Regions from separate parts of the Homo sapiens genome. Here region 1 is linked to region 2. The links are chromatin contacts, found by Hi-C or POLR2A ChIA-PET in ENCODE. All regions are on one chromosome and are shown on one strand. Each heading gives the region's core, a stretch centred on a gene start or an enhancer-like site at or near the end of the contact. The rest is flanking DNA. Distances are from core to core; before and after follow the strand shown. Region 1 overlaps SLC24A3 (solute carrier family 24 member 3). Region 2 holds the start of SLC24A3-AS1 (SLC24A3 antisense RNA 1).

Region 1 (5,097 bases), core at 349-2,848, 57 kb after region 2:
GGGAGGCTGTGCCTGCAAGATGAGGAAAACCAAAGCTTAGCAGCAAACCATCAGAAGCTGGAGAGAGGCATGAAACAAATTCTCCCTAACAACCTCAGAAGGAACCAGCTTTGCTGACACCTTGATCTAGGACTTCTAGCCTCCAGAACTGTCAGAGAATACGTTTCCATGGTTTAAGCCAATCAGTCTGTGGTAGTTTTTGACAGCATCCCTAGCAAACGAATACAGATGGTGTCGTGATAAAAGGCGTGGATCTTCTCACTGCATCACCCCACTTTCCTGTTTCCACCATCCCCACAGCCTGGGCAGGGAGGAAGAGTGGGGTGAAGAGAGGCCATTGACAAAATTTGGGGATCAGGCATTCCCAGGTCCTCCAACATGAGGTTGGGAACCGCTTGGCAACTTAGATTCCTGTGTTTCAAATAAACATCCAGAAATAACATGATGAGCTCAGATTTCTGCCTCTTATCTTGTCATCTAGTTTTTCTGTTTATAACAAAAATGGTAATATGAAAAGTACAGTTGTATGATGTGATTTGTTGAGGGAGCGACACAGTTGCACAGGGTAATTTGTGTGCAGATCACATGTTATCCCCACCACGATGGAATGAAGGAGGTCTCATTGGGCCCCTTTTGTGAAGCAGCTGACTTGTACAGGAGGCAGTGACTTGTACACAGTGAATGATAGAACCACAGTTCAAGTTCAGGACTCTTGATTTGCTTGCATGTAAGCTCTTCCCTCCTACCTGTAGGATGAGTGCACCAAGGTCTGGCTGGGATGGCCCAGAGAGTTCTGAAAATACAGATGCCTGAACCATCCCCAGAGGGGCTGAACTAATTGGTCTGGGATGTGGTCTGGGTAGCGGGAGTTTTTGAGTCTTCCAGGTGGATACCCACCACAGTAGGCAAACCAGCAAAGCATTTTAGGTTGACAGCAGCCTGGAGAGGTTAGCTTATTCAGAAGTTCTCAGGGGCTTGTGACAATCCCCGGGAAAGCCATTCCTAAAATACAGATTCCTGGGACCTGCCCAGACATAACAGATCAGAATTTCCAGGAGTGGAGTCCAGGAATCTGTATTTTACAAAAGGCCCAGAGGTCATCTGAGGATCACGTAGGTTTGGGAACTGGACCTAGTCCATCCACTGTGCCTGTGGGGTGTGTTCTGGAGGGATTCTAGGCAGTAAAGCACTCTGTTGTTTTCACTTAAAGCCTGCGCTGTAACACCTTACCAGAAACAAGGTCATCTGCTTACTTCACAGATTCCAGGGGTAAATATAGTGTCACACTAGGAAGGACTCAGGACTCAAGACAGAGTAAACACTTCTTCACTCAGCAACTGGGCACAGCTCCCAGCCACCCAGGAACGCTAATTTGGCATTAAACAGAGACTTGCAGAAGTCCCCCAAATAGCAGCAGTTTCCCATCCTGTAGACCCACAGAATACAGCCTTTTTGATATCCTCTGTCTCAGTTCTTCATTCTGCAAATGAAGAAGTTGAAGCCAATGAAGGTATGACCATCTAATCTCTGTGACAGGCAGATCTTGGATGCCCTCTGCAATGGGCAGCTCCTAGTGCCAGCTGCTGTGTCCTTGTCATTGTCTCTGTGTGTTTCTGACCCTGGACTCATCTGGCTGCAATTCAGTGGCCACATTTGTAGATACAATACCTATTTTTGAAGTATTTTTGAAGAGTAAATGAGATAGCATTAAAAGCACTTTAATAGTTTATAAAATACTAGTTGTTGTTATTGTTGAAATGTCAGTTTGCATTAGATTGATATGGAAACTTAAGGTGGGGCACCAACTTTGATTTGTACCTGTAAGAATAGTCATGTAACAATATTGTTTGTGGATCTGGTTCCCTTTTGCCAGTCTTTAAAAAATTTCCTAATGCAATGCCCTATTCAGTGAGTTAAGCTAATTATCTATCTGTTCTCCTGGAGCTTAAAGCCAAGACAGAAAATACTGGCAGTGGCAAAGATGACTGGGCCATTGGCCAGAGTGGATCCATTGATAAATCCATTTTTATGTCTTGCCCAAGCACTGTGGGAAACTGGAACAGAACCATGGGACCTATACTCTGCCAGTGTTCCAAAAATCAGGTCCTAGGCATTCATCATGGCAAATTTCTGCTGAGTTGGCCATGTTAATCTTTGGACAGATCAGATGTTTAAGATCATATTCAATTATACAGCAATCATACATTGGAATATGGGAAACTCATTATAAATTAGGTTGTTGAATATTGAAAGACATGGGAATTTATTTATGACAACTGTTTTAGGTGCAAAAAGCAAGCTGCAACATGGAAATGTATGTACCAAATGTTAAGAAGGAGTTTCTAGTGGAAGAAGGAGTGTCTTTTTATTTTCATCTTTGTATCTCTTGGCATTTTTTAAAGAAATGCCAATTCTTCCAGATGAAGGTGGCTTGACGGAAGAGATAACGTCGAAGGTGGGTCTTTGATAGATGTATAAGAGTTTGAAAAGGCAGAAGCGCCGGGCACGGTGGCCCACGCCTGTAATCCTAGCACTTTGGGAGGCTGAGGCAGGAGGATCACGAGGTGAGGAGATTGAGACCATCCTGGCTAACATGGTGAAACCCCGTCTCTACTAAAATACAAAATAGTTAGCTGGGCGTGGTGGCAGGTGCCTGTAGTCCCAGCTACTCGGGAGGCTGAGGCAGGAGAATGGTGTGAACCCAGGAGGCGGAGCTTGCAGTGAGCCGAGATCATGCCACTGCACTCCAGCCTGGGTGACAGAACGAGACTCCATCTCAAAAAAAAAAAAAAAGAAAAAAGAAAAAGAAAAAGAAAAGGCAGAAAAATCATCCAGAGGAATGAGAGTAGCATTTGTGGAGGCATGGAGTAGTGAAATCCCATAGTTTGTTCTGGAACTGGCTGGCTGTTCCAGCTGGACCACATTCAGATGGCTGACTGGTTATCAAGGCAATGTACCACTGAGACTGAGAGCAGTTTGTTTGACCCACACAACCTGAGTTTGAGTCTTGGCTTTACCATTTCAATTGTGTGACCTTGGGCAAGTCAGTTTACATCACCTACTCTATGTGTTTTCATGTGTAATATGTGGATAATAAAAGGACCAAGGTATGGGGGAAGGTTAAATGAATTAACACACGTGAAGCAATTAGACCCCTCACCTGGAGCATAGTGAGTGCTTCATAATTTAGTCTATCGTATCTCATCATTACGGCAGATATTGTTTTGCACCCAGTAGAAATGTACAGCCTTACTTCTCTGAGAGTTGAAGGAGAAAAAAAAAATGGTGAGTTGGAAGTAATACTTCATGGAGTACAGGGTCTCTGTGGGGCTGTTTGGAATTGTGCAGACAGAGGGAAGACAGGAGGGCATTGCCATGAGAGGGTGGCACCAAGTGAGAGCAATTCTTCTGAGCTCAAGATTTAAAGCCAGTTCTAGTTGGAGCAGAAAGAGGGACTGGAAAGTGTTAGGAAATAATGTTGGATGCATTCAATGAAGCCAGATTATAGAGGGCCTTATGGACCAGTTGGTAGGCGTCTCACTCATAAAAAGGAAAAGGGGACTAGGACATGATTTTTACAGGTGATATACGCCTGGTGGAAATGTTACAGCATAAAGGGCCTGGACTCGGACTTGTTTTCTAAAGCCATCGGGTGATATTTCCTGTGGACCTCACCTGTAGCCAGTAATGATCTGGAAATATTTCAGACCTTAGTAATAGACCCTGGTTTCTGCACCTAGAAAGAACCATGGTGGACTTTTCTTCTGAACATTGGTTTCTGACTTGGGGAAAGCAGATGAGTATCTGTGAACACCTCCTCCTTCAGTGAATAAAGAGAACAATGGTGGATGATGGAAAGAGCAGTGAACATGTTGCAGCCACAATAAAGTGTATTGCTAATTCATTTTTTAAAATGTGTTTGTCTTCTTACTTTCCTTGATTTTTTACTACCACATTATTTTTGAAGTTTAATAATATGGTTGAGATATATGACTAGCTGGGTTTCTAGTGGATATGATACTCTGTCTCTGAGCAGTACTTGCGAGCATTCTGAATCCTAGCCTTTTACACCTTTAGATAGAGTGAAACCATAACTACATATGTACATGGCTTGGTCTTGGGTTGGGGTTCCCAAAGAAAAGACTCTGAGACTAGCATTTAAATTCAGTAGTTTATTTAGGAGGTAGTTGCAAGAGGCACTGGTAGCAGAGTGGGAAGTGAGACAGGCAAGGGCAGGAAGCCAAAAAAGATGTGATAATAAGTAAGTCACTTCTGTGGACAATGGGGATTCAACCCACTCAGTGGCTTGGGAGGCGGGGAGGACTGGGACACTGCAGACAGTATACCACAGGCTTGTCTCCCAAAATAGGTGAGAATACTGTGGAGCATTTATTTACCAACTCCTGTCTGCTATTGGTTGACGTTTGCTTCTGGAGAAATTAACTCCCCAGCACTCCTGGCTTCTCCACATAATGGATGGAGCCTGGTCTGTGGCCAGAGAAAGCTCCCAGACAAGGAAGATTGAATGCCAAGGGAAAATGTGTAGAGCACCTACTACTCCACGTCACATGGAGGGCTTAACAGTGAAAGTAATGGTGAGAAACTAGATACTTTACCCCTAAGATCAGAAATAAGGCAAAAATGTCCGTTCTCATCATTCTTATTTGACATCATACTGGAAGCCCTAGACAATGTAGTGAGACCAGAAAAGCAAAGAAAAGACACACTGATTTGGAAGAAAGAAATAAACTGGTTTTGTTCACAGCTGACACGATTGCCTGTAGAACGTCTCAAAGAATTGATAAAAATCTCCAGGAACTAATAAGTAATTATAACAAGGTTGCAGGATACAAAGACACAGGAGTTGATTGCTTTCCTATATGCCAGGAATGGAGAATTAGAAGAGTATAATTCTAACAAAATATATACAAGACTGATATGAAAAAACTGCCAAACTCTGATGAAAGAAATCAAAAAAAGAACTAAATGGATATTCCATGTTCATGAATAGGAAGAGTCAGAGTCAAGTTCTTCCCAACGTGTTCTATACTTTCAATGTAATTGTAGTAAAAATCTCAGTAATTTATTTTGTGGATA
Region 2 (5,043 bases), core at 1,424-3,923:
TAGCCATATTTTGCTGCTTTGACTTGGACCTCGAAGCTCTCTGGGGCTTTCTGTCCTTGCCTGGTGGGGACTTGGCCTCATGTGTGCCACTGTCAAGGGCCCAGGAGCTCAATGACATGCTGATCCTACATCCAAAGGTCTGTCTCATCTTTAGTGTCAGCACGGAAGGATATAAACAATCTCCATTGCAGCCCAAACAACTACAGGCTGTTGAGTACAGAAGACATGTCAGAGAATTGCAGGTCTGCGATCTATTGGGAAGATGGGTGGGAGTGCCCTTCCCACCATACTTAGACTCTTAACAATCAGCTTTCAAGCAAAGCTGGAAAGAATTAAAAATAGTTATCTGCCCTGCCTCCACCACCACCACCAGAAAAACAAAAACAAAAACAAACAAAAAAAATACCCTATGTAGTCTATGTTCCTCAACCTGGAGAATCCAAGGGTTACTGTGGCTGTTGTTCCATGCTCACAAGGAGCATTTTTCACTTGAAAGTGAAGCAGCACATGGGCAGCTACGTGAGTTAGAAATGAAAATGGGTATGAAGGGTCCAAGTGCCCCACTGAGGGACTGAACCACGTGTACTTTAAGAAGCAGAGATTTCCAAGGACTAGCCTGAAAAGGCATAGCAGGGAAGGCACAGCTTCTGTGCCAAGAACAGATCTGGTCCTGTAGTCAAATAGTTTTCAACATCTTTCTCCAACTAATAAGCTAATTAGGATTAATCAGCTAATAGTATTAGAAAGCCCAGGTATCACTTCTGGTATGGGAAAGAATGGAATCAGACAGGACATGGTGACCAGCTCTGAGCATTAGGTTCAGCCATATGCAGAACCAGCAAGGATGGGGGGATTCTGTTCCCTGTTGCTGGGGTGTGTTTTGGGGGCAGGTGGTTGGTCTCTCTGTGAGTAGCATTGCTCACTGTATTGGGAAATACCGTTCTCAGAGTGACAGATGTAGAAGCATAAAGCACATTCAAAGTCATTCCAAGAGTGGAAATAACTCAGCCTCACAGATAGAAAAGAAAATGTCTAGGTAGATAAAAAGAACGTGAACCCGGGATCTGCCTGTGTTGGCAGGGGCCACACAGGGAAAGGGAGGAGAGGAAAGGCTTCAGGAGGAATATGGGAGGAAGCAAAAGCAAGCTGAGTCATGCTGCGAAAAGCAGGTCCAAAGGGAATATGGATCCAGGAGGGACAATCTTGATTTCCTTACCTGCAGACCAAAAGAACCGGGCTTGGTTTCTGAGGCCCTTGATTCAGAACCAAATTCCACAAGGAAGATGATCATGCCTGAAACAGGAGAAGTTCTGTTCAAATCCTAACACATCAAGGGCTGGGTCAGAGCCCACGTGCTTCATGAAGCTTGCTTGGACCACCCCAGACTGCAGCATTCTTTTCTGACTGCTGCTGGTATAAAATGTCTCCACATGTGCTGTTAAATATGGACATTCAATGGCAATTTCAATTCAAGTGAATTCAAACCAACTAAAATTAAATATTCAGATTCTCAGTTGCACCAACTACATGTCAAATACTCGATAGTTGGATCACAGATGACAGCACAGGTCCCAAAACATTTCCATCATCACAGAAAGAGCTATTGGACAGGGTGGTCAGAACTTGCAGTTGTCTTTGGATGTATCTCCTGTCTTTCCAGCCCAATTGCAAACATCTCAAGGGTGTAGAGCAAATATGTAAATCTGAGGGCCTTATCTCTACCCCGGGTCTTAGAGTCACACTGACCTGAAGCTGTGGACTTTGGCCAAATAGCCAGGTTCTCAGAGTCTCTGTGTGCTTCTCTAGAAGTTGACATCATCATTCTGATCTTTCATGATTGCTGTGAGAATTACTAATAAAGTGTGGACAGCTTAGTGCCCTGGGTTTGATGGCACTGTAGTAGGAGTGTATTCGTGAATTTCCCACCCTCTGTCCTGGGGCATCATTACGGGTGGGGCACAGTGCAAGATTCCTAGAGCAACATTCTCCAGCTACTCCCTGCAGAGCGAGTCTGTCAGCAGGCCACACCGCAGGTAGCTCAGGTCTAAACAGACCGTCATCTAGACAGGAGGCTTCAGTACCATCTTCCCATGTAGGCAAGCCCTGAAGACCTCAGGCTTGGCAATGAATGCCATCATCTCTGCTGCATTGACTATTTCTAACAACAGGATCAGAACATTGCCACAGACACATGTGAGCCCTGGTTACCTCCATGCCCTTACCAGAATGCTGTCGAAGCTGGCTCCTCGGTCTGGACTGGACAGATATTTTATGAAAAAAGTTGAGAGCCAAAGCACCCATAAGGTCCTGATTTAGAAGCATCATTTTAATAATATTCATCTTCTCTGCCTCTAACTTGTTGTTGGGTGAAATGGTTGAGCAGGAGTGAGGTGAGGGCAGGTTCATTCTAAAACTTTGTTCAGTTTTCCTTAAGAGGCCCTGGGCACAATGAATACTACTTGTGCTGGTTAAATATAGTGCCATCTGCCCTCGAAAATCTTAAATAGAGAGGCTAGGAAGTGAGCCCTGTGGTTCCTGGACTCTCTCCCTTCCTATTTATGATGATGTCAGCGGCAGCAGTACACTTAACAGAGCCTACGGAGCAGGCTTCCCTCTGTGCTTGGAGGAGTGAAGATTTACACAGGGACTTGAGTGTTTGGGGTGCAGTGTGTGTCCTGGCTGTCTGAGTTATGGTGGCAAGGTCACAGGCAGGAGTTAATTTGGCATTTGTCATAAAGTACACCCAGCTGCCACTTGTGATGTCATGGGGCTTCTCAGACTGTGCTGTCAGAAGCCCTGGCTTTAGATGCTATTAGAGGAAGCCTGTAGATTCAGAGACTGGAGACAGAGTTACCTCTATTCTGGTTATATTCCCTGTTGGGGCATGATTCTGGTTTGCCTCTCAGATTACCATTTCCTCACCTACAAAATAGATCTTCAACTACATTTATCCCTTCCCTTGCACACATCCATTTATTCCAAGAAATTTCAAGAATAGAAATTCAAGAAAACTTCTTCCCCTTGACACTCTCCCATTTCCCTTAATAACTGCTGTGTTTGCAGAATTCCATGCCATACCTCAAGCCTTCCTCTACTCCCTCTCCCCTCCTCCCCTTCCCTCTGCCCTGCCTTCTCCCTTTCTCTCTGTCTGAAAACCAGGAGCACAGAGTGCCCAGTTTTGGTGCCAGAGAAAGCCCAGGGTGCTGTCTTCTGATGACAGCTGCTACTTTAAGGATATATTACTTTATACATTTTCTGCTTTCAAAAAAATGGCACTGGGCGCGGTGACTCACGCCTATAATCCCAGCACTTTGGGAGCCCAAGGCGGGTGGATTACTTGAGGCCAGGAGTTCGGGACCAGCCTGGGCAACATGGTGAAACCCCATCTCTATAAAATGTACAAAAGTTAGCCAGTCGTGGTGGTGTGAGTCTGTGGTCCCAGCTACTTGGGGGGCTGAGGTGGAAGGATCAACTGAGCCTGGGAGATGGAGGTTGCAGTGAGCTGAGATCACTCCACTGCACTCCAGCCTGGGTGACAGAATGAGACCCTGTCTCAAAAAAAAAAAAAAAAAAAAAAAAAGGCATTTTTCCTTTGCCCCTTGAAGACCTAGTTTTGGTAGAAATTTGTGATTTTTTTTTTTTTTTCTACCTTCAGAACTGCATGAACAAGACTGACTGACCTCCGGGCTCCAACTTTTCTTTGCAATTGTTCCAGCTCTCTGTGAATTTTTAAGGTTGTTTTCTTAGCCTGACACTGCCGACTTCATCTGAAGCCTGGAAACATTTTTTTTTTTTTCTTTTGGCAAGTAACACTTGAAATTGTTTACTCAGATGACCTATTAAGAGAAATTTAACTTTGAATAATTTGATCCATGGAAAATTAAGTTAGCTAAATGTAATATTGAAGATGGTAGACAACTGTAGCAGAAATGAATTCTTTGTAATATTTATTTGTGCACTTTACAGAATTTTATTTATACACTTTGCAGTGTGTCTCCAGAAAAATATATCATCTTTTGGTTTTTGGTTCCTTGATATTTTAAGGAAATGAGCTTTTCCTCAGAGTGCTTTTTCCAAATAAACTTTGGAAGAAGGAAAATATTTAAAATGATGGCCTTTGGTGTGGGCTTCACTGTGAGATCACTGGATTTCCCTTGATAAAGGATCATCCCACTCTGTCTGGCTTAGCTGGGCCTAAGGCCTCGAAAAGTGAAGAGGATGCTTGGCCTGTGTTTCAAGACCAAAGTCAGGCTGGCAGGGCACTGCCCTATGGGGATGGCCAGGAGTGCCTACAGGTCAGCTATTGACTGGCCCGAAGCCCACAGTTAACAGTTAAATGTGAGCTGCAGTTGACGAGGGAAACCGGGAAGTCTATATGAGAGAAGCAACAGGAGGGGAGGTTCAAGGGGTGCCTGTGGTCCATAAACAAGAACTGGAGTCCAGGCACAGACCAGCAAGCAGAAAACATGCGTTCAGGGTACTGGCCATGAACAGTGTCAGGATCCCACTGTTTGGGGTTTAAACTGTGACATCAGAGTGGGCTGGTTTAAAATCAGAGGGCTGGACATGACCAGTCTACAAAGCATGATAGGGCCAACATTGTCATCTTTTACATGAAAAAAACAAGAACCAGAGGGGATAAACAACCGCCCAAGGTCAGAGGGCTTGTCAGAAGTAACATAGGGCCACCCAACACCCGTGCAGTGCTCAATACCCATTAATAATTGAAGAGAAAATCTGAGGTCTGCACAATCTCGAGTAGCACTGTCCAGTAGGAACAAGATGTGAGCTACAAGCGTACTTTTAAATTTTCTATTAGCTACATTACAAAAGTACAAAGAAACAGGTGAAATTAATTTTAATAATATGTTTTATTTGACCAAATGTTTCCGAAATACTAGAAATGACAAATTGCAATTAGGTTAATGTGGTTATTGCTGGGTTTGAACCCAAGAAAGAACTAAATTTAAAGACTTAAGATTCATCTGTACATTATTTCACTAGCTTATGTAACTTGAACTTCTTTCTGAAGTTGTAATTCTC

What was found. Hi-C counts contacts between places; a loop is a spot of excess contacts on that map. ChIA-PET counts read pairs that join two places held with the same protein, here RNA polymerase II (POLR2A).
Region 1: a loop to region 2 is called in a map of sigmoid colon, with 2.8 times the contacts of the local background. The contact joins the enhancer-like site here to the promoter of SLC24A3-AS1 in region 2. A Hi-C loop is called at or near these places in 2 of 168 maps with a recorded cell type or tissue (left ventricle myocardium inferior and sigmoid colon). POLR2A ChIA-PET finds 5 or more read pairs at or near these places in 1 of 52 experiments (H1).

What each region holds. Positions count from the first base shown.
Region 1 is chr20:19,340,292-19,345,388 of GRCh38, forward strand. The region is part of intron 2 of SLC24A3 (solute carrier family 24 member 3); the gene reads left to right. Among named protein-coding and RNA genes, the nearest start is that of SLC24A3-AS1, 58 kb to the left of the region's middle. Within about 2 kb of position 1,599, at least 2 of the 41 ENCODE cell types and tissues checked have a DNase peak (open chromatin) inside an H3K27ac peak, as active enhancers do; they include left ventricle myocardium inferior, where a contact is called at or near this core.
Region 2 is chr20:19,281,923-19,286,965 of GRCh38, forward strand. It overlaps SLC24A3-AS1 (SLC24A3 antisense RNA 1), which reads right to left and starts at 2,674. Exons shown (of 8, transcript NR_024564.1): 1 at 2,223-2,674; 2 at 1,217-1,293. All of the region lies in intron 2 of SLC24A3 (solute carrier family 24 member 3), which reads left to right.